Linked DNA regions of Homo sapiens: region 2 is linked to region 1. Evidence: chromatin loops called from intact Hi-C (ENCODE). Cell type or tissue: K562. All regions are shown on one strand. Each heading gives the region's core, and the rest is flanking DNA. Links, peaks and the distances in the headings are about the cores only.

The links. Hi-C counts contacts between places; a loop is a spot of excess contacts. Peaks named below come from ENCODE experiments on the same cell type or tissue, not always from the same donor. Only the 100,000 strongest peaks of a DNase experiment are listed, where the experiment ranks them.
Region 2: a loop joins it to region 1, with 4 times the contacts of the local background. A loop is called at or near these places in 4 of 110 quality-filtered maps.

Annotation. Positions count from the first base shown.
Region 1 is chr1:28,921,138-28,933,533 of GRCh38, forward strand. All of the region lies in intron 1 of EPB41 (erythrocyte membrane protein band 4.1), which reads left to right. It overlaps LOC124903886 (a long non-coding RNA gene), which reads right to left. Exons shown (of 3, transcript XR_007065563.1): 2 at 6,837-6,940; 3 at 6,092-6,228. Among named protein-coding and RNA genes, the nearest start is that of EPB41, 13 kb to the left of the region's middle. In K562, for the core only: no CTCF peak of the experiment used is centred there; DNase peaks (open chromatin) are centred at 5,934 and 7,290; H3K4me3 peaks cover 145 bases.
Region 2 is chr1:29,028,262-29,040,657 of GRCh38, forward strand. It overlaps EPB41 (erythrocyte membrane protein band 4.1), which reads left to right. Exons shown (of 21, transcript NM_001376013.1): 8 at 2,139-2,226; 9 at 4,832-4,984; 10 at 7,565-7,662; 11 at 10,993-11,165. Among named protein-coding and RNA genes, the nearest start is that of TMEM200B, 89 kb to the right of the region's middle. In K562, for the core only: a CTCF peak has its summit at 5,783 (motif pointing left); DNase peaks (open chromatin) are centred at 4,890 and 5,750.

The sequences.
Region 1 (12,396 bases), core at 2,334-10,333:
GGTGATTTATGAATACATAGTATTAGGCCAAGGTTTAGTTGTGATTGATATACAGCTATTAGTACTTACATATACTCTTAAGTAATCCTATTAAAATCATTTTAACACAATGGGATCTTAATGGCATATCTTTAAACCTATCTTATAAAGAAATGCTGCTTTAACTTAGATGCCAAGCACATATTTTAATTTACCAATTAGAAGTTCTATATGTATTCAAGTGAAGAGTGTTTCACCTTAATAATACATTTCATACAGATTGTTGAAATTCATCCCATTCCCCCTTCCCTCCCCAGTTTTTGGCCATATGGACACAGGCAGGACTCTCAGGAGTGCCAAGGATTTAAGCCCTCAAATTTTACCTGCCTACCATTTCAGCATGCGATAGGGACACATGGAAGGCAGCTTAAAGTAAAGGCTTTAAAAAATTTTTTTTGCTACCACCCACTTGCTGTTTCTTGCCCTTTTCTCTTTTTTTTAATGATTCAGAGGATCGACACTGTTGCCAGCTTACTACCTGCAGTCTTTCCAGTCTTGATGGTATTACGTAATTATATAAACCTTTTGCATGGTATCATATGATATTGTATATTTGTCTTCCTACACATGTGTCTTTAGAGTAATTTCTTTCCATCTGGTGTTGAAAATGAGCTCTTTGTGAGGTTATTTTTAAATCTTCAAGCTTTCTGGCATCCTCAACACTTGAAATAACACAATTGCTTTTGGAGGCAAGAAAATCCACATAGTATACTTTGTGGTTTTTCCAGTGAAAATGTAAATAGTATTTTATTTATGAAATTTTATATATATATATATATATATATACACTTTTTTTTTGTTTTTTTTTTTTGAGACGGAGTCTCTCTCTGTCACCCAGGCTGGAGTGCAATGGCATGATCTTGGCTCACTGCAACCTCTGCCTCCCAGGTTGAAGCGATTCTCCTGCCTCAGCCTCCCAAGTAGCTGGCATTACAGGCACGTGCCACCACGCCTGGCTAATTTTTGTATTTTTAGTAGACACGGGGTTTCACCGTGTTGGTTAGACTGGTTTCGAACTCCTGACCTCCTGGTCCGCCCGCCTTGGCCTCCCAAAGTGCTCAGATCACAGGCATGAACCACCGCACCTGGCCTATAAAATTATATTTTATATTTAGATAGTCTTGAGATAATTGTGTTAGGTTGGAAATAGTTGTTGCCAAGTAAATAAAGTAAAGGAGAGCTACTTAAGGGAAAGGAGACCAAGAATAAGAAGCCTGGTAGAGGAAAGAGGTTTTAAAGATATCTTCTTCTCTGAAGATTTATTGTTATCTTTTTATCCTCTGTCTCATTCTGTTGCCCAGGCTGGAGTGCAGTGGGGCAATCATGGCTTACTCTAACCTTGAACTCCCGGGCACAAGCAGTCCTCCCACCTGAGCCTCCTGAGTAGCTGGGACTACAGGTGCATGCCACCGTGCCCCGCCAGTTTTAAAATTTTTTCTTAGAGACAGGATTTTTTTTTTTTTTTTTTCGAGATTGAGTCTCACTCTGTTGCTCAGGCTGTAGTGCAGTGGCGCGATCTCGGCTCACTGCAACCTCTGCCTCCCGGGTTCAAGCAATTCTTCTGCCTCAGCCTCCCAAGTACCTGGGACTATAGGTGTGTGCTACCATGCCCGGCTAATTTTTGTATTTTTTAGTAGAGTCGGGGTTTCACCATATTGGCCAGGCTGGTCTCAAACTCCTGACCTCATGATCCGCCTGCCTCGGCCTCCCAAAGTGCTGGAATTACAGGTGTGAGCCATTGTGCCCAGGCTGAGATGATCTTATGATATTGCCCAGCCTGGTCTCAAGAGATCCTCCTGACTTGGCCTCCCAAAGTGTTGGGATTATAGGTGTGAGCCAACACACTCAGCCGTGATGCACTGTTTGATTCTGATAATCAGGTATGTGTAATTAGCCTTAAACCTTTTTCTTCCTTCTTTCCTTTCTTTTCTTTTCTTTTTTTTTTTTTTTTTTTGAGATGGAGTCTCACTCTGTCACCCAGGCTGGAGTGCAGTGATGGGATCTCAGCTCCCGGATTCAAGCGATTCTCCTGCCTCAGCCTCCCAAGTAGCTGGGATTACAGGCGTGTGCCACCACACCTGGCTAATTTTTGTATTTTAGTAGAGACAGGGTTTCACTATGTTGGTCAGGCTGGTCTCGAACTCCTGACCTCAGGTAATCTACCCGCCTCGGCCTCCCAAAGTGCTGGGATTAGAGGTGTGAGCCACTGCGCTTGGCAACCTTTTTATTTCTTAACGGTAGATTGATATATCCTCTAGCTTACTAAGTAACCTTTGAATTTTTATTATTTCTTTAATTGTAATATAAAAAGCTGATCTTTTATTAAGTGCCATTCCGTCTCCTAAAGATGATGCCTATAATGATTAAATAGTAAAGGTCAGTGTCATCTACTTAGCAAGATTTACCCAGTAAGTCTTTTTTTCTCCAGATGCTATTTTTGTTGACTTATCCTTGCTAGTTGTATTATCTCTAATATGACCATTAATGGACACTGGTTAACAAGATATGTTCAATATTTAATGTATTCTCTTTGGTATTTTGTAAGATGGAAAAGACTAGCATTGGGATGAATAATTGCATAATGATCATAGAATCATATTTAAATAAATATACCAAAGAATATATAACTAAAGGGCAAGTTTTTTTGTTTTATGTTTTTAAATTTTTATCATGCGTACTGTGGTAGGCAGCCTTTATTATGGCCCCCAATTATCCCTCCCTCCTGGTATGCATACCCTTAGTGTAATTTCCTCCCCTTGAGTGGGGGCTATTGAATAGAATACAGCAAAAGTGATGGGATGTCACTTCTAAGATTAGGTTATAAAATACTGTGGCTTCTCTCTTGGGATTCTGGCTTTCTCCCTCTCCCTGGGACCACTAGCTACCATATCCTGAGAACACTCAGGCAGTCTGTAGTGATGTCCATGTGGTTAAAAACGAGGTCTGTCAGTAAACTTGGATGCAGATCTTCGGTGTGAGTGATCTTGGAAGCAGATTCTCCAGGCAGAGTTGAGCCTAGAGGTGAATGCAAATGCAGTAGACAGCTTTACTACAACTTCATGAAAGCCCCTGGCCGGGTGCGTGGCTCATGCCTGTAATCCCAACACTTTGGGAGGCCAAGGTGGGTGGATCACCTGAGGTCAGGAACTCGAGACCTGCCTTGCCAACATGGCGAAACCCCGTCTCTACTAAAAATAGAAGAATTACCTGGGTGTGGTGGTGTGCACCTGTAGTCCCAGCTACTTGGGAGGTTGAGGCAGGATAATCGCTTGATCCTGAGAGGTGGCGGTTGTAGTGAGCTGAGATCGTGCCACTGCACTCCAGCTCTGGGTGACAGAGCGAGACTACATCTCAAAAAAAAAATAAAAAAGACCCCAAGCCAGAGTCACCTAGCTAAGTCATGCCTGGATTCTTCATCCACAGAAACTGTGCAATAATAAATGTTTGCTGTTTTAAGCCACCATGTTTTGGAGGGTAATTTATTGTAAAGTAATAGATAACTAAAACATCTACCACTTATTCATGTAATAAATACTTATTGATTGTTCACTATTTACAAGGCACTATCATAAGTACATTGGGACATAGCAGTGAATAAAATAGAGGTATCTGTTCTTGTGCAGCTTATTTCTTTTTCTGGGACAGGGTCTTGCACTGTCACCCAGGCTGGAGTGCAGTGGTGTGGTCACAGCTCACTGCAGCCTCAACCTCCTGGGCTCAAGCAGTCCTCCCACCTCAGCCTCCTGAGGAGCTGAGACTACAGGCACACACCACTATGCCTGGCTAACTTTTTTTTTTTTTTTTTTTGAGATGGAGTCTCGCTCTGTCACCCAGGCTGGAGTGCAGTAGCGCGATCTCGGCTCACTGCAACCTCCGTCTCCCAGGTTCAAGCTTTTCCCCCGCCTCAGCCTCCTGAGTAGCTGGGACTACAAGCACCCACCACCATGCCCGGCTAATTTTTTATTTTTAGTAGAGGCAGGGTTTCACCATATTGGCCAGGCTGGTCCCGAACTCCTGACCTTGTGATCCGCCCACCTCGGCCTCTCAAAATGCTGGGATTACAGGCGTGAGCCACCGCGCCTGGCCATTCTGGCTAATTTTTAAATGAAATTTTTTGTAGGGATGGGGTCTCCATATGTTGCCCATTTTGGTCTTGAACTCCTGGGCTCAAGTAGTCTCTTGCCTTGGCCTCCTAAAGTGTTGGGATTATAGTCATGAGCCACCACACCCAGCCTGGAGCTTACATTTTAGTGGTAGGGGATAAATAATAAATGTATAAATCAGGGATAGAACATAAGACATCAGATTTTAGTGAGGATCAGGGAAAGTAGAATGGGAGACAGTGAGGCAGGTGGGGTGTACATTTTAGATAAGGGTGATACTTCTGATAAGGTGACATTGGAGCAGAGTCCTAAATGGAGTAAGACAGTGAGCTGTGCAGGTATCTGGGGAAGAGCATCCCAGGCAGAAGGAACAAAATGCACAAAAGTTAAGCGGGTTTGGTGTGTATGAGAAACATTGATCCAGCATGTTGGGTCAAAATGATCTAGGGAAAAGTAGCAGGAGTTTAATTCAGAGAGGTCATAGGTAGGAGAAGGAGCAAATCATTGTAGTGCCTTATTGCCTGTGTTAATGACTTCGCATTTTATTTGGAGACGGGAGTTCTTGGGAGGATTTTGAGCAGAGGAATGGCACGATCCTTCATTTAGTACATGTTAAGTGAGCAGGACTCTGTTTATATATGTGATCACAAAAATATAAAAGATGGGGCTCATGCCTGTAATCCCAGCATTTTGGGAGGCCGATGTGGGAGGATTGTTTGAGCCCAGGAGTTTGAGACTAGCCTGGGCAACATAGAGAGACCCTTGTCTCAAAAAAAAATTATAGGCCAGATGCAGTGGCTCACACCTGTAATCCCAGCACTTTGGGAGGCCGAGGCAGGTGGATCACCTGAAGTCAGAAGTTCGAGGCCAGCCTGGCCAAACATGGTGAAATCCCATCTCTACTAAAAAAAAAAAAAAATACAAAAATTACAATTCAAGATGAGATCTGGGTGGGGCTACAGAGCCAAACCATATCACCTCACTTCTAATCATTCTGTAATGTAGGTATGATACAAATACATATCTTTTAAGGTTATTTTGATGATTAAATGGATTAGAACAGTGCCCAGCACCAGATAAATGTTACCCATTATTATTTTTGCATTTAATCTTCACCACAGCTCTTTGGAGTAGGTATTAACCAGGCCAAAAGTTAAGTAACTTGTCCAAAGTTACACAACTAGCAAGCGAAAATTCGCTTCAAAGCCAGTATTTTTTACGACTATACCTTTACTTATGTCCATGAGTGGGTGGGGAAGGAGAGATTTGGATCTTCTGTCAAAGCCAATGATTTCTTACTAATTGTGATCTTGTGAAAGTACTTTTCCACACCTCAGTTTCTTCTGTAGAATGAGCATAATACTCACATTGCAGATAATCTATAGAATAACTAATAAAAACAAACCTTGTAGTGTGCCTGTCAGAGGTACTCAATAAATGTTAGTTCCCTTTTCCCTTTGATAAAATCTGACCTCATGGAGATGGGAGAGAATAATCTTGCAATGAGAATAATTTTTACCTCTTGACTTATGCATTTTTCTACTTAAATTGGATGTCTGTCTAATGCTTATTATATATAAACATGTGTAATATAGCTGCACCTGGTTTTGTCTAGTGTTGATCTTTGGATTTGATCCAGACTTATACTGTAACATTTTTATGCCTGAGTGTGAGTATTCTAAAGACCCATTTCACAGCAAGTCTGGCTTCAGAGCTTTATTTCCGGTTGGGTAGAACACAGTCATGTGGTTGATGTCTCCATTGTTGCTTTTATCTTTTGCAGCAGATGTGAAAGTAAACATACAAGGTTGAAAAACAGGAAGGGGTTTGAGTTGGGAGGGTGTTTTTGAAAGGGGAACTTGTACACAAGTGACCTGCAATCTGAAGTGTAGCTTTTAGCAGTTACAGAAAGATATACCTTATTGTCTTAAAGTAAATAAAATAGCAAGTGATTTTGCAGTTTAATGAATTCGTGAATTTACATATATTTTTGCTTTTATACATTTTGGAGAAGCGCATATTGTGTTCCTCTTTTTGATTGAAACAGAGAACTGATGAATTCACCCCAATTCTGGGTTCTTTTTACCTGTGAAAAAAAATTTTCAGTAAGGAAGCATGGAGTTTTTTGTTGTTCGTGTTGGGTATCTGTTCTAATATCATTATATTTGGACTTCCTCAAAAGCCAAAACATAAGACCGCATTTTTCTACTTGGCTCTATGGTCTTTGTTCCTAAGGAAGGGAATTAACACATACTGAATGCTAGCTATGTATCAGATACTACTCTCTGTGTATGCTAATTAATTTAAATATTTCTGTGTTTTACATCCAATCTACAAGGAGTTTTTATTGCTTTGATGAAATCCCTCCCTCCCCCTTCTTTCCTCTCATCTCTCCCTTTCTCCTTCTCCTCTTAAATGATTCTCTGGCTGAACAATTTTCTATTAATAGTATATTTGGGAGGCAGTATGATGTAACAGCCAGTAAGGATATGGGATTTGGAGTCAGACCTGGATTTACAGTAAGGTTTTGTTTTTGATAGGGAAAAACTGCTTTCTATCTCAATAAATAAAAGCCAGGGTCCCACAGAACTGGCTTTAGAAGGAGATTCTGCACATGGGGTGGAGTAATTGGAGCTCACAGCAAGGACTTTTGTTCCTGAAGATTCACTTTCCCCTGGGGAATCCCTTGCTGACCTCAGAGGTGCTGCTTTCTTTTAATTTTCTGCCCCAGAGGAGAGTCTTCTCTTAATACTCCTGCAGAACACAGCTGAGACCAGGCTGTAACATCTGGTATGTTACTAAAGGCTCAGAGATGAAAAAGGGAAATAAGTACAGAGTTACTATTATGCTTCTGTAATATCTGGCTCACGAGATAAAACACACACCTCTGTAATTTGTGGTATTCTATTGGGATACCTCCCTTACTTGACCCACAACACATATGTTTTCTAGTGGCAGAAGCCATCTTTATTTCTGCTACTTGGGAGTGCCTCCAGCATATCCAGATTTCTCTAAATACAGAGGAGAAGGTCCAGAGGGAAAAAAAAAATTCTTTATCTTACCAGCCTGTGGTTATATCTGATACAGGCCCCACTTCTTTCATGTGATCAACACCAGGTCTATATAACCCTTAGGGGAGACCACAGTTACCCACGGAATATCTAATTACCATTCACAGAAGAGAAACACAAACAGTACAGGGGTGTTGGGTTAGAGGTAGGGAGGCCTTCCTTTTACCATTTACCACAGATCATATAATCTCTGATTATAGCTCCACAACTTGGAACAAAATAGCTCTCAGTAAATATTCCCTTCCGGTTCTTTTAAGCTTAATGCCATTTGATACCTGAGAAAACTACAGTTTAGTTTGTTGCAGTTTTATTTCTGAGAGTTTTGTTTGAGGAGATCTAGTACTTAATCAGGTCCAAAGTTAGGCTGAGGAAAGTGGTGATAAGGGTAGGTTGGTGTGATCAAGATAGAACACCTGGTGCCTAGAGCAGGCTGAGTTTAAATGTTAAAGGGGGTGTCCTTTGTAACATATAACATTAATTATAGAAGAACTAGGTTACTGATTCAAGGTCCTTGGGTTTGTTTCTAAGGAACAGTGCAATACAGTCAAAGATCTTTGGAATCATAAATGTGGTTTAGAATCCTGGCTCTGGTACTGACTGCTGTGTGTCTGTCTTTATGCAAGTTACACATTCTCCCTACTTCTCAGTTTCTTCATCTGTTAAATTTGTATAACATTTAACATGATATACCTCCCTTTTAGAACTGCCGAAATGATCAGAAATAATATGTAATATGCTTAACATAGTACCTGTCACATAATGTGCTCTTAATGAATGGGAACTAATTATTATTTTAAATGATGTTCCTTTATAATCTCACTGGTACTTGACTTATACATGCTGTGACCTTGGCCTTCTTTTTTTATTTTAATTTTTACTATTTTTTTTTTTTTGAGACAGAGTCTTGCTCTGTCGCCCAGGCTGGAGTGCAGTGGCGCTGTCTCAGCTCACTGCAAGCTCTGCCTCCCGGGTTCACGCCATTCTCCTGCCTCAGCCTCCCAAGTAGCTGGAACTACGGGTGCCTGCCACCGTGCCCGGCTAATTTTTTGTATTTTTTTTTTAGTAGAGACGGGGTTTCACCGTGTTAGCCAGGATGGTCTCGATCTCCTGACCTTGTGATCCGCCCGCCTCGGCCTCCCAAAGTGCTGGGATTACAGGCGTGAGCCACTGCGCCCGGCCAATTTTTACTATTTTTTTTGAGACGGAGTTTCACTCTTGTTGCCGGGGCTGGAGTGCAATGGCGCGATCTTGGCTCACCGCAATCTCTGCCTCCCGGGTTCAAGCGATTCTCCTGCCTCAGCCCGCCGAGTAGCTGGGATTAGAGGCATGCGCCACCACGCCTGGCTAATTTTGTATTTTTAGTAGAGACGGGGTTTATCCATGTTGGTCAGGCGGCTAGTCTCGAACTCCTGACCTCAGATGATCTGCCCGCCTTGGCCTCCCAAAGTGCTGGGATTACAGGCGTGAGCCACCGCGCCTGGCACTGGGCCTTCTTTTTTTTTTTTTTTTTTTTTTTTAAAGACTTTATTGAGATATAATTAACATATCATATGATTTAACCATTTAAAGTATACGATTTAATGTTTTTTAGTGTGTTTATGGGGTTGTGCAGCCATCATCTCAATCTAATTTTTGAACATTTTCATCCCCCTGAAAAGAAACTTCATATTCATTAGCAGTCATTCCCCATTCCCCACCCTGCAACCCCAGTCCTAGGTAAGCACTAACTACTTTATGTCTCTCTAGATTTACCTATTCTAGACATTTCATATAAATAGAATTATACAATATGTTGCTTCCTTTTTTTTTTTTTTTTTTTTTAAAGAAACAGAGTCTTACTCTGTTGCCCAGGCTGGAGTGCAGTGGCACCAACATAACTCACTGCAGCCTTGAACTCCTGGGCTCAAGTGATCCTACCGCCGCAGCCTTCTGAGTAGTTGGAATTACAGACACACACCACCACACCAGCTAATTAAAAAAAAAAAAATTTTTTTTTTTATAGAAACGGGGTCTTGTCATATTGCCCAGGCTGGTCTTGAACTCTTGGGCTCTAGACATTGTCCTTCCTCAGCCTCCCAAAGTGCTGGGATTACAGGCATGAACCACTACATCTGGCCCTGAACTGTGTGTGTGTGTGTTTTTTTTTTAATTTGAGACTGAGTCTCTCTCTGTTGCCTGGGCTGGAGTGCAGTGGCACGATCTTGACTCACTGCAACCTCCGCCTCCCAGGTTTAAGTGATCCTTCAGCCTCAGACCCCCTAGTAGCTGGGATTATAGGCACACACCACCATGCCTGGCTAATTTTTGTATTTTTAGTAGAGACGGGGTTTCACCTTGTTGGCCAGGCTGGTCTCGAACTCCTGACCTCAGGTGATCCGCCCGCCTCAGCCTCCCAAAGTGCTGAGATTACAGGCGTGAGCCACCGCACCTGGCCCATTTCATCACCTTTTTTACCTGTAATTTTTCTCTGGCTGAATATGCTTTTAAGAAATAAAAGTTCTCAATAAAAATCCTGTGGTATATTGTACCTTGTGATAAATAATACCCAAGATCCATGATGGGAAGGGAGATTTTTAAACATATCTTAAATACATGATACTGAAAGTATGAGGCAGACTAAATTATTCCATCAGTATTCAGAATACTTATCAACAGAGACTTTTTAGGAAAAAATACAAAATTATGAATACAAAACTAGGGATGAAAACAAATACCTATCTAGAATGAGAAAACCACAAGTTACATATTTTAAAAAGCTGAAAAATAGGCTGAGCATGGTGGCTCATGCTTGTAATCCCAGCACTTTGGGAGGCTGACGTAGGAGGATAGCTTGAGCCCAGGAGTTTCATACTAGCCAGGGCAACATATGATACCACACCTCTACAAAAAATTTAAAAATTAATGGGACGTGGTGGCATGTACCTGTGGTCCCAGCTACTCGGGAGGCTGAGGTGGGAGGGTCACTTGAGCTTGGGAAGCTAAGGTGGTTCTAGCCTTGGCAACAGAGTAAGACTCTGTCATTAAAAAAAAAAAAAAAAAAGGCTGAAAAATAGCACAAATATCACAAAATTTAGAAAAATAGCTTAACATTTTAATTAACTGATATGGTGTCATAGTTCATTTTTTTCTGTATTTTTGGCTTCATACTCCTCTAAAGAGTTTTATATTATGACTTTGTAATTTTTTTTTTTTTTTTGAGACAAAGTCTCGCTCTGTTGCCCAGGCTGGAGTGCAGTGGTGCGATCTCGGCTTACTGCAACCTCCGCCTCCCGGGTTCAAGCAGTTCTCCTGCCTCAGCCTCCCGAGTAGCTGGGATTACAGGCGCCCGCCACCACGTCTGGCTGATTTTTTTTTTTTGTATTGTTGGTAGAGACAGGGTTTCACTGTGTTAGCCAGGATGGTCTCGATCTCCTGACCTCATGATCCACTCGCCTCGGCCTCCCAAAGTGCTAGGATTACAGGCGTGAGCCACCGCGCCCGACCAATGACTTTGTAATATTTTCAATAGAGACAGCACAAAGATAATTCAGTCTTCCTTTTAGCTTGGTGGCCTTGGCAGGGGCCAGTACAAATGAGGGCCCTGAGCTTAAGCTTATTTTAACAGTAAATCTACTTCTGCATAGTAAGTAATCTTAAGAGATGAACCAAGAGGTTGTAATATGCCTAGTCTATATTTTAAGCATTTATTGCAATTGTTTGGTTATTATAAGTTGCTTCATGTGAATCATTTTCTTGGATTTAATGTTCAACTAGAAACTTGTAGTGTTTTGTTTTGTTTTTTGTTTTTTTTGAAATGGAGTCTTGCTCTGTTGCCCAGGCTGGAGTGCAGTGGCACTATCTCAGCTCACTGCAGCCTCCGCCTCCCGAATTCAAGTGATTCTTCTGCCTCAGCCTCCTGAGTAGCAGGGATTACAAGTGGGTGCCACCACACCTGGCTAATTTTTGTATTTTTAGTAGAGATGGAGTTTCGCCATGTTGGCCAGGCTGATCTCGAACTCTTGACCTCAGGTGATCCACTCTCCTTGGCCTCCCAAAGTGCTGGGATTACAGGCATGAGCATCATGCCTGGCCTCTATATTTTTATCTTTTCTTCCAGGAGCCAAAGCTGCTGCTTTTTCTCCTTTTTTTTTTTTATGCTTCTCTCCTACCTCCTTTAAAAAAAAAAAGCAGATATCTTTTTTTTCCCAAATAATTCATGTTATTGTTAATGTGGAGATGAAAAACAGGCCAAACTAGTTATATATTTTCAGTCTAAGATCTTTCTCCTCTGTTAAGTTTTAGACTAGATATTCTTGTTTTGTCAGGCTCTCAGTACATTTTCTCTTCCATGTCAACTCTAATTCTCTTCATCTCTTCTTTTGGTAGTGAAAATCAAGTAGAATATTAAAAGACCATATGCTCTGCAAATCACTTAGAAGCAAACTTGCTCTGTGATAGTATGGCCTTGATATTTGTCATTAATATTATTCGTTGTTTTATTTTTGGGGTAGCTTTCTGGAGGTCAAGGGTTTACAAGTAGAACAAAGAAATATGAGTAGTTAGTGACCGAAGAACTAAAGCTTTTTTCCAGGATTTTCTTGTTTTACAAAGACACGTATAGACATTTTGTTAGATTTTTAAATACCTCAGTTGACAATTTAAATGTTGAGAGCCCAATACTGTTAGTATTGTGAATATATTTGAGTTGAATATATTTGGTATATTTAGTTTGTATATTTAATTTTTTGAAAAAGTTTTGTCTTTATGTATTTTTTTCTTTAACATTTGAGCTTGAATCAATAAAGGGCAGCAACAGAAAAGCATTTTGGATCAAACATATTTGCCGTGTTCACTATATTTTGATGATAAATAGATGGCAACATTTGTCTTTGAGTCTGTCTTGTTCTGCTCAAAAAGCAGAAAAGATAGGAAGAGAGAAATAAGTAAGATTTACTGCACTTTGCTTAATATTCTTACAGCAATAACACACCTTAGCTGGTGGTATTTTCCTTTTATGAATCATAAAGTCAGACTGGGAGAGGTAACTTATCTAAGGTCATGAAGCTAGTAACTGAGGGTGCTAAGACTCAATGTTTAGCTGACTTCAAAACTGATGTGCAGCACTGTGATTGGATTTGGAACTCTCTTCTATTGTGGTTAGGGTAGTGGTAAACTTTCATCCTATTCAGATTTTCACAAGTCAT
Region 2 (12,396 bases), core at 1,970-9,969, 110 kb after region 1:
ATTTTATCATAATTGCTTTACTTAATGTTTTAAAATTTGTCTTCAAATTCAAGTGATCCAAATTGTGTCTCTTAATTTTATGATTTGTGTGTAGATGAACCACTGGACTATCAGAAAGCTAAGGCTGCAATAATAACTATTCATGTCTATAAAGCAGTTTTACAACCATCATCTCATTTCGATCCCAATAGTAACATTCATTCATTCAGCAAAAACAAAGTCATTGCCTATCCTAGTATCTAGAAATACGCATTATTATGATTCTCGTTTTATAGAGGAGATGGAGGGAGACACTGGCTGGCCACTTACAAGTACTGAAGCCTGGATTCCAGCCCAAGTATTGTGACTTGAGTTTTGACTTAAGTCTGCTGTCTCAACTAAGGGTCCTAACTTGCCTGTGGTAATGTGATCCCTGAGAACCTGTTTCTTCAACAGCAAAATGAAATTATTGTACTCTTTAAACTTCAAGCTCCTTTCCAGCTTCAAAATCCTAAAATTCAGCGGGAGTGGTGGCTCACGCTTGTAATCCTACCACTTTGGAAGGCTGAGGCTGGAGGATGGCTTGAGCCTAGGAGTTCAAGATCAGCCTGGGCAACATACTGAGACCCCCTCTGTACGAAAAATAAGAAAACTAGCTGGACATGGTGGCATGCACCTGTAGACCCAGCTACTCAGGAGTCTGAGGTGGGAAGATCACTTGAGCCTGGGAAGTGGAGGTTGCAGTGAGCTGTGTTTGCACCATTGCACTGCACCCTGGGTGACAGAGTGAGACCCTGTCTCAAAAAAAAAAAAAAAATTCTAAAATTCATCTCGTCAATAACAGTAACAACAACAGAAACATAAAATAGGAGTAATGTTAACTAGAAAAAAATGTAACTTAGATGGAAAAAAATTAAAAACTACAAAACTTTCCTGAAATGTTTTTAATGACTTGAATATACAGACTTGCATAAGGGGCTAATTTTCCCATTCTCCTTTTTTTAATCTTCAATTTCAGGTTCATTAATAAATAGAATTAGGTGTGATGCTTCAGTGCTTGTGAAAATAAGTTTGTTCATGAAGGCTAAATCAGTAGCAAATCTGCACCCTGTCTCCTGTTGTATACATATTTTGGTGGTTGTTGTTCCAAGGAATCCTTTGTCCTTTTAATTAGGGTAAAGACAGATGGATTTGGAAGAGACTTTTCCTTGTGAAATGAAGAGACCCCTGCAGCTTTCTGTAGCTTGAGGCAGTCTTATGGGAAACTGGCGTTTACTGTTTTTTCCTTGGGGATGTGCCTGCATTATTGTTACTGTTAAGTTATACTTGATTGGTCTGAATTGTGCAGCATTAGGAGTGATATTTTTGTCTTTGAAAGCTCTATATAACAGCTCATGAACACTTTTCAAAAGACGGGAAATTTATAGAGGAGAAGAAAAGACTGTCACAGCGAGTGTTTAGACAGTGAGACTGACTGTTTTCAAACAAATCTAATTCATTATATGCCTGGTAATGAAGACATATTAATAACAGAGAAAACAGCCCCATTATCTATGTGCTTCCGTGAACCAGTTTATTTTGTTTATATCAGTGGGCAGGACACCATCTGTTACCAGAAATTTTCTTTTCATCAAGCCTGCCCCGATTAAGAGTCCTCAGTTAAGTAACATCAGCTGCCCTCTTGTTTAATTTCCATAACTCAATTCAGGGGTATGGAGAGAAAAAGGCAGCTATAAGAGGATATTGTAAATTACACCATGCCCTCTGAGGATTTAATTTGGTCATCTCCTTGGCAAGAAAAATTAGCGGGAGGAGCTTATGTATGTCGGAGAAAAAGAGTGAAGAGAAGGGGGCAGAACTAATGATAGATGAAATAGCTTTAAGGAAATTGTTTAGTAGGATTAAAAAAATTTTTTTTGCAGCTTTTTGGTGACTTTTTGTTTGCTCACATTGTCTTTTTCTAAGGTATATTTTAATTATTTAGATACAGGCAGTGATGGGTTCTGTTCCATAATAACCTACTTTCAGGACTAGGAAATATATCTTAATATAGTGGTATGTATATGTTCATGTGTTTAAAATACAGTGAATATATAAATGTTACTGTAAATGATGACACTATAACACTGAAAGAATTTTATGTTTTTATTCTATCAAAGGTCCATGACTCCAGCTCAGGCTGACTTGGAGTTTCTTGAGAATGCCAAAAAGTTGTCTATGTATGGAGTTGATCTTCATAAAGCAAAGGTAATGATAACTTTGCCCTTTATTAATATGCATGTGGAAGATATTATATGATACATGTCTGTTATGTATGTATCACATCTGTGTCATATAATACTTTTTAACAACATCTGGGGTATTTTAAAACATTCAAAAGAGATAGTAGACTGGGCACAGCAGCTCATGCCTGTAGTCCCAGCTACTGGGGAGGCTGAGGCGGGAGGATCACTTGAGTCCAGGAGATCGAGCGTACAGTGAGCCCTGATTGTGCCACTGCACTCCAGCCCTGGCGACAGAGCAAGACCCCGTCTCAAAAAAAAAAAAGAGAGAGAAATAGTACTTCTTGTTAGCTTTTTTTTGTTTTGTTTTGTTTTTTTGAGATGGAGCCTTGCTCTGTCTCCCAGGCTGGAGTGCAGTGGCATGATCTCGGCTCACTGCAAGCTCCGCCTCCCAGGTTCACGCCATTCTCCTGCCTCAGCCTCCTGAGTAGCTGGGACTACAGGCGCCAGCTACCACGCCTGGCTAATTTTTGTATTTTTAGTAGAGACGGGGTTTCACCGTGGTCTCGATCTCCTGACCTCGTGATCCGCCCGCCTCGGCCTCCCAAAGTGCTGGGATTACAGGCGTGAGCCACCGTGCCCGGCCTCTTGTTAGCATTTTAAGTGTATCAGTTAAATCAGTCAACTGTATCAATTGAATTTGCCCCATAGCAATTCCACCCTCAGAATAAAGTTTCATATCCAAGCTACTGTTAAGATCAAAAGATAGCCCCTAGAGAAAAAGAAATTGATTTTCCTAACATGCAGTAACATTTGAAAATATAGAGCAGTGGGCAGCAAGTCCTGTTTCACAGCCAGCATCACCTACATCGAATCACTGAGGATGTTCATTAAATATGTAGATCCCTGAGCTTCTCTCAGATGTATGGAATTAATTTGGAGGCGAGGTTCTAGAATGTCTTGGTTTAATGAGCACCCAAATGATTCTAATTCATGCCTGAATCTGAGAACCACTGGCCTAGAGTAGTGGTTCTCAAAGTATGGTGTCTGAGCCAGCAACATTTAACATCACCTAGGAACTTGTTAGAAATGCACATTTCAGGCCCCATCCCAGGCCTGCTGAGTTAGACTCTCTGGAGGTGGAGCTCAGCAATCCATTTTAAGTTCTCCAGGTTGTTCTGATGCACACTGAATGAACCACAGTGGCTCATTCAAAAACCACTTGGGTAGGGCCCTGGAAACTTGAGCTTTAATCCTAGTTCTACCTAATACAGCCTAACAGAATGAATCCTTAAGGAAAGTCTCCTTACTTCTCTCTTCTTCAGCTACTAAAGTTGCTGGGGAGGTCCAGTGCCAGGCGTGGTGGCTCACACCTGTAATCCCAACAATTTGGGAGGCTGAGGCGGCCGATCGCTCAAGCTCAGGAATTCAAGACCAGACTGGGGAACATGGTGAAATCCCGTCTCCATAGAAAATACAAAAAATTAGTCAGGCATGGTGGCACGTGCCTTTGGTGGTCCCAGCTACTCAGGAGGCTGAGGTGGGAGGATTGCTTGAGCCCAGGAGGTAGAGGCTGCAGTGAGCCTAGATTGCACCACTGCACTCCAGCCTGGGTGACAGTTGAGACTCTGTCTTAAAAAAAAAAAAAAAAAAGAAAAAAGTTGTTCTGGATTATTTTGGGCTGGGTACTACAACTTCTATGAATCTCTAAAGTATATTGTAGGAAGATCAGTACATCAGATTAGGTATGTTTCTAAAACTGAAATGGTTAGATTTTGCTTCACAATTCCTGCTGGAAGCTGGTGTCAATTCAGGTATTGATGGAGTCAGGCAGCATGTTCCCTTCCCAAATATTGTAAAGCAAATTGTTTCTCCAAAGTGAAATGTAGTTATACCCACAAGCTTTAAAAATTTAAGAGGGCATCTTCTGGGAAATTCTCAGTTACATAGTCACTGAATTGGAACTGTATGTAATTCCTGCTTCTCTGTTATAACACGTGTAGGCACTAATATATTTCTCTATACTCATTTTGGGGGAAAGAGTAGTCAAGAAGCATTTAACTTTGTGTTTTGATTACTTAGCTAAACAAACTGTTAGCTGTAGGGACTAACTTAGGTGAAATTTATTTTCTTTGAATTATAGACATAGATGATTAATATTACATATTTAATTTTTTAAAGTTGTCTTTAATAAAGAGGCATATAAATATGATTTCATTGTGCCTTAATGTAACTTCTTGACTTAGGGATCATATTTTTAATTTAATATACTTAACATCAATTTTAAGAACCTAAGATTGTCTTATGCTGAGTTTATATAGGAATAGAGTCAACTCCTACATTTAACATCATTTCTGGAGCTGTTAACACTTTATCATAAAAAAACAAGAATTAATAATTGTGCGTGTATATTTGGTAGTATACATAGCTCTAAGCCCTGCTCTCCAGGAAGTCATGACTGCTGATTTAAACATAATAGGTCCATAAATTATAACTGTTAGGCTGAGCTTTATTTTTCATTGTATGTTTTGTAACTGTTTTTGGTTGTTATCTTCAGATTATCTAGTAATAGTCAACAGTGTATTGAGTACTTTGCTCCAGACTGAAATCCTAACATTTTTCTTTTTCAGGACTTGGAAGGAGTAGATATCATCCTAGGTGTCTGCTCTAGTGGCCTTCTGGTTTACAAAGATAAGCTGAGAATTAACCGCTTCCCTTGGCCCAAAGTGCTGAAGATTTCTTATAAACGTAGTAGCTTTTTCATCAAGATTCGGCCTGGAGAGGTACAGAATTTATATTTCCTTCCTCCCAAACCAGACACAGTCTGTATCTGAAATATCTACATTTCCATTTTCCTTATTAAGTCATCTGAGAAGTCTCTCTATAGTTAACTATTGAAGGGCTGATAATTCCGTTTTCTAAGTTGATCAGTCCTGTGATGCTACTTCTTTTCCTTACTACTGGTCTTCTGGACATTTCACTTTTTGTAAGTAAATATACCATTGCAAAAAGTTAAACTTGGACTGATACATTTGTTCCTTGTTTACGCCAAGCAAAAACTTAATGGAAAAATATTTTTAAATTGAGTAGCATGAGATTTTAAAATTATTTATAGGGATAAATTACTCATGTTTGGCATCACCAATCCTTTATCTCATATAATTAAAATTTATTTGTATGCATAGCTTCTCGTGGTTACTGAGAGTGAGTTCTAGGGCCAAGTTCTAGATTTTTAATAAGAGTTGGATGTTCAACTTTGTACCAGTTAATTCATTTATTAGTTGGTTTGGGGATATACTAATGCTGGCCAAATTTAACTTTTGTATTGAAGAGCCATTATGGAATAGCATAAAATTGTTTAAGTAGGAATTAAAGTTTTTTAAAAAGTTCTGACTTCTTTTCTGCCACATACTAAGCAAAAGACCTGGACAAATCTAAGGCTCAGCTTCCTTGTCATTTGGGCAGGATAATACCTTCTCCATCATAGTTATTTGAAGATCAAATGAGATGACAGCTGTGTAAGTTCTATATAGGAAATGATACTAACCTAAGGTGGCTTTTGTGTGTATATATCACCATCTGCTGGTGAATAATGGCTAATTATTTGTGCCTGCAAATTCTGGATGTGGAGCCTTAAAAATCTTGGATAGGGATTACCATAGAAGCATTTATTTTGTACCATAATTATTTTACCTATGCCTAGCACAGAGCAGTCAGTGTCTTCCCTTAAAATTTCAAATTCAAGAGTTATTCAATCAACAAATATTTATTGAGAGCTTTCCTGTGTTGGACACTATTCTAGGGACTAGGAATATAACAGCAAATTAGAATCTCATCCCTCACACACGTTAATATGAAAATGGGAAATCCTTAGCTTCTAAAAATGTAGAATTCTTATTTAGAAGGCAATCAGGAACAACAGGATTTTGAGAAAAAGTATTGTGGCAGCAGTAGATGATTTAGCAGTGGCATGGTATGGTGAAGAGGGTAAAAATCTGGTTCTGTCATTTCATAGCTGTCAGTCTGAGCAAATAACTTCTCTGACCTCAGTTTCTTCATGTCTAAAAATATAGATGATATTATCTAATCATAGTGTTACTGGCAATAGTAGGCACTCAAAATAAATGTCAGTTTCCTTTCCATCTTATAAAATATGCTTAAAGTAGAAATAAAGAGGCAAGAGGTCAGCAGGACAGTGTTTCTAGTAACCCTGGGAGAATATGTTTTGCTTCAGTATAAGAGGAATCTAGATAAATTAATGATCAATCAAAGGAAAAAAGAAATATTTAATGATTCAAGAATCTGAGGAATAAGTTCAAGAGATCTATTGTACAACATGGTGACTATCATTAATAACAATGTATTGTTCTCTTGAAAAATTGCTAAGAGACTAGATTTTAAGTTTTCTCACCACAAAAAAATAATAAGTGTGTCAGGTAATACATATGTTAATCAGCTCAATTTAGCCATTTCACAATGTATACGTGTTTCTTGGGTTTGTTTGTTTGTTGTTTTTTTTTTTTTTTTTTTTTTTTGGAAGAAGAAGTCTCGCTTTGTCACCCAGGCTGGAGTGCAGTGGCGCCATCTCAGCTCACCGCAACCTCTACCTCTCAGGTTCAAGTGATTCTCCTACCTCAGCCTCCTGAGTAGCTGGAATTACAGGCGCGTGCCACCATGCCCGGCTAATTTTTTTTGTATTTTTAGTAGAAATGAGGTTTCACCATGTTGGTCAGGCTGGTCTTGAACTCCTGACCTTGTGATCTGCCCACCTCGGCCTCCCAAAGTGCTGGGATTACAGGCGTAAGCCACCGTGCCTGGCAGGTATACATATTTCAAAACAACATGTTGTAGATGATAAGTATGTACAATTTTTATTTGTCAATTTAAAAAATTGATTTAAAAATCTGGCTTGAACTAAAATCTTTAGCTCCTATTACTAATTTCTATTGCATAATAATATTGATTGATTGGAGGACTTGGTCAATATCCCATTCCCTGTTCATTGAACAGTGTCCCAAATGCAGATAGTGACTAAGGAAAAGCAGTGTCTGGACAATCAAGAGGTGACTTAATTGTGTCTCAGAAAAATGTATAATGAATGTGTGTGTGTTTTCTGGAAAAAAAAAAAAAAGCTTAAATTATATGAGATGCATTCCCTGGCTTTCTTGCTTTGGAAAAAGCCACCCTCAGTGAGTGAATTTCTTTCAGTAAGTAGGAAAAAATTCCAAATGACATTTTATGTCCTTAAATTGGTAACAATGGCCTCTTCTGTGGCACCATATTTCTCTGGTACTGTATCACTGTAATCTGGTACTGTATCACATGTAATACTTCATGTCCCATGTTTATTTGTGTTTTTGTAGCAAGAGCAGTATGAAAGTACCATCGGATTCAAACTTCCCAGTTACCGAGCAGCTAAGAAATTATGGAAAGTCTGTGTAGAACATCACACGTTTTTCAGGTATTATTCTCACTTAAGTATTTTTCAAGGATAAATTATTTATAACGTTTCTATTTTAAGCCTGCTATTAAAATTCCTTTCATTGTATGACTGGCACTCTTTTATTTAGCTCAGGTGAGATCATCTTAAGCAAGACAAAATGAATCCATTTCTCTCCCTTTGGGTTGAAAAGTATGCCTCAACATTTCCAAAGCACCTGTCTGTGTATGGTAGAAGGAAGAGAGGAGTAAGGAATGGGAACCTGTATTTACCAGGGACTCTGGGATTGCATTAATTGTAGCTAAAGTCAGTCCGATTAAGGGGAGTTACCCTCACTTACCTCCACGTGTGATTTTTTTTTTTTTTTTTTTTTTGAGACGGAGTTTCGCTCTTGTTGCCCAGGCTGGAGTGCCGTGGCGCGATCTCGGCTCACTGCAACCTCCGCCTCCCGGGTTCAAGTGATTCTCCTGCCTCAGCCTCCTAAGTAGCTGGGATTACAGGCACCCGCCATCATGCCCAGCTAATTTTTTGTATTTTTAATAGAGACACGCTTTCACTATGTTGGTCAGGGTGGTCTCAAACTCCTGACCTCAGGTGATCCACTTGCCTTGGCCTCCCAATGTGCTGGGATTACAGGCATGAACCACTGTGCCCGGACGGAATTTTTATTTTTTTGTTTTTGCTAATTTTTTTTTCCACATGGAATTTCTCTAAGCAATGCTTGACTACTTTTTGTGGAGCTTTTATACTATAAGGTTAAAGATGTGAAGCTGATTTTTTTTTTTTTTTTTCGAGACAGAGTCTCGCTCTGTCGCCCAGGCTGGAGTGCAGTGGCGGATCTCGGCTCACTGCAAACTCCTACTCCTGGGTTCAAGCAATTCTCCTGCCCCAGTCTCCTGAGCAGCTGGGATTACAGGTGCACACCACCATACCTAGCTAGTTTTTGTTTTTGTATTTTTAGTAGAGACGAGGTTTCACTGTGTTAGCCAGGATGATCTCGATCTCCTGACCTCATGATCTGCCCACCTCGGCCTCCCAAAGTGCTGGGATTACAGGTGTGAGCCACCGTGCCTGGCCAACCTTGAAGCTGATTGTTAGCTTCACTCTAATGAAACCCAGAAAGGGAGCACACAGAACCATATTTGAAGCCCAATAGTACCCGATAATCAGAAGACAGAAGAAAGTATTTCCTCTGCTGTTTGTTTGTTTGTGATGGAGTCTTGCTCTGTTGCCAGGCTGGAGTGCAGTCTGTGATCCTGGCTCACTGCTCCTGGGTTCCAGTGATTCTCCTGCCTCAGCCTCCCAAGTAGCTGGGATTACAGATGCCCAACATCACGCCTGGCTATTTTTTGTATTTTTAGTAGAGATGGAGTTTCACTACGTTGACCAGGCTGGTCTCGAACTCCTGACCTCAAGTGATCTGCTCGCCTCGGCCTCCCAGAGTGCTGGGATTACAGGCGTGAGCCACTGTGCCAAGAGGCCATATTATTAACCCCTTGAGTTCGTTTACCAAGCATTTTCTATGTGCTTACCCTTCTTGTATGCACCATGTTAGGCATTGGGAATATACTACAAGATAGTTCTAGTCTCTCTCCTGGTGGAACACCCAGTCTAGTAGAGAAGACAGACCTTAGACAAGTAATTACTTGTATTGAAAGGAAAGTTGGCTATTTATCAGTTTGCCTTTTTTTTTTTTTTGAGACAGAGTCTCACTCTGTTGCCCAGGCTGTAGTGCAGTGGCGCAATGCCTCAACCTCCCAAGTAGCTGGGACTATAGATGCATACCACCATGCCCAGCTAATTTTTAAATTTTTAGTAGAGACCGGGTTTCACCATATTGACCAGGCTGGTCTCGAACTCCTGACAAGTGATCCACTCGCCTTGGCCTCTCAAAGTGCTGTGATTACAGGCGTGAGCCACTGCACTCGGCCCAGTTTGCCTTTTTAAGAACGTTTCTTTATTATGGAAAATTTCATATGTAGCAACAGTACAATAAAATCCCCTTGTACTTATCACCCAGCTTCAATAATTATCACCCCAAAGCCAATCTTGTTTCTTCTATATCCCTATCCACTCCTTCCCCCTACTTCCGAGATTATTTTGAAGCAAATCCCAGGCCTCACGTCATTTCATTCATAAATAAACTTGATTCTTTAAGAGAAAGAGAGAGAGAGATAATCCTGATATCTTTTCCTTCTATTTATATTTTCATATAATAGCACTATAGCACAGTCAACGAGAAGAAAATTCAAGGAAATTAATATTTCAATTATTTCAAAATAAAACATGAGGGTACATTTTACACCCAATTAAAGAATCTTAATTATTGGCATTAACACATTTATTTATGCTTTCATCATCTCTCCTTCTTTAAAATCAAACCACAAAAGTAGAATTTTTTAAAAAGAGCAAGGAGGAGTAAAAAAGTGATTTTTGAATGTCTAATAACTGTGGTATAGATTTCAGCTGCAGCCAGTATACTTACTTGTAGGATGGCATATTTAAATCCATTGCATCAAAATAAGAGAATACCTTAAAATCTAATGCTCCCTTACATAAAAGTATATGTTTGCTGAATTGAAATCAATTACCTCAAAGGGAAAAATACTCTCTTTTTGGTAGTATTTGATGTAGTAATTTATGTCCTTATTCAACAAATATTTATTGGATATCATATTTATGCCAGGCACTATGCCAGAAGCAAAAACACAAAGATGAATAAGCCATGGTCTTTGTTCTTTACTCCTAGAGAATTCAGTCTTATAGGGGAGACCAGCATAGAAATAGATTGTTTTAATTCAGTATGGTACAAAGAGTACATAGAGTACCATATAGGAAAAAGATGGGGTTCCCAACTGAGTTTAAAAATACACCAAATAACCTGTTAAATAGATTACCAGGCATTAATTGAGTTTGGAGTGCATTTGACAAAACTGTCATTCCAGGAGAGTGGAAAAAGAGCTCTGGGCTTCGACTTTGTTACTGCCCAATGTCCTAACAGCTGTGTGACCTTAAGTAACTTCTTTTTTGAGGTTCAGTTTCCTATATCTATAAAATGGGGAAAACATTATAAGGATGTAGTAAAAATACTGCAGTGCTGTAAAAACATTTTGAAAACTGTAAGGCCCTTTCTATAGAGCTATAAATAAAATTAATATAGGTCCCAACTGGTTGCTTTGAGAAATGACAAAGAACTAAAATAATGATTACTTGATTGAAAATTTCTTAGTAACTATATGGAAACCCTGAGAATTGTGAAACTTTTTTATTCTTGATTTTGTTTTTAATTTTACAGTTTTAGAATAATAAGATGAATATATAATAATATGACTATTACGATTTTCCCCCCAGATTGACATCTACAGACACCATTCCCAAAAGCAAATTTCTTGCGCTAGGATCCAAATTTCGATACAGTGGCCGGACTCAAGCTCAGACCAGGCAAGCTAGTGCTCTAATTGACAGGCCTGCCCCACACTTCGAGCGTACAGCAAGTAAACGGGCGTCCCGGAGCCTCGATGGAGGTTTGTATTGAATATTAATGATTTCTTGTGATCATAATTCATTTGGAAAGATAAAGGAAGTGCAATTATCTATAAGAGAACCGAATTAAAGAAGCTCAGGGTTGGGCCTGGTGCAGTGGCTTACACCTGTAATCCTAGCACTTTGGGAGGCCAGGGCAGGTGGATTGCCTGAGCTCAGGAGTTTGAGACCAGCCTGGGCAACACAGTGAAACCCCATCTCTACTAAAAATACAAAAAATTAGCTGGGCGTGGCGGCATATGCCTGTAATCCCAGCTACTTGGGAGGCTGAGACAGGAGAATTGCTTGAACCCAGGAGGTAGAGGTTGTAGTGAGCCGAGATCATGCCGTTGCACTCCAGCCTGGCTGACAGAGTGGGACTCTGTCTCAAAAAAAAAAGAAGCTCAGTGGTAAAATGAAAGGGATCTTACTAATTGTCTAATCTTAATAGAATCATCTTAAGAAAAGGAAAATTGAGATTCCGAGAGTAGTGACTAGATCATGGTTCCACTGCTAGGTAGTGGTGGATCAAACAGTACCAGAATTAGAATTATAAATCTAAATCTATCAGAATCTCTACCAGAGAGTAAAAATCTAATGTAGTATGCTGAACTGAAGGCCTCTTAGCATTTAAAAATAGCTAATATTTTTCTGCAGTCCTGGTAACACAGGAGGCTGAGGCAGGAGGATAGCTTGAGCCCAGGAGGTGGAGGCTGCAGTGTGCACCTCTGTACTCCAGCCTAGGCCACAAAGTGAGACTCTGTCTCTAAAAAATAAATAAATAAATAATAGCTATTTTCTATAGTAGAAAAGAGGAAAAGGGTCTGCCTTACTACAACAATCTTTTTTTTTTTCTTAATTTTTTTATTTTTTGAGATGGAGTCCCACTCTGTGGCCCAGGCTGGAGTGCAGTGACTCAACCTCGGCCCACTGCAACCTCTGCCTACCAAGGTTCAAGTGATTCTCCTGCCTTAGTCTCCCGAGTAGCTGTGATTACAGGCGTGTGCCACCATTCCTGGCTAATTTTTGTATTTTTAGTAGAGACAGGGTTTCACTATGTTCGCCAGGCTGGTCTCAAACTCCTGACCTCAGGTTATCTACCCACCTCGGCCTCCCAAAGTGCTGAGATTATGGGTGTGATCCACCATGCCCAGCCATACAAGAATAATTTAAAAAGAAGTTTGCCACGTGGCAATTATGGATAGGAAACTCCAATATCCCATTGTTGGAGTC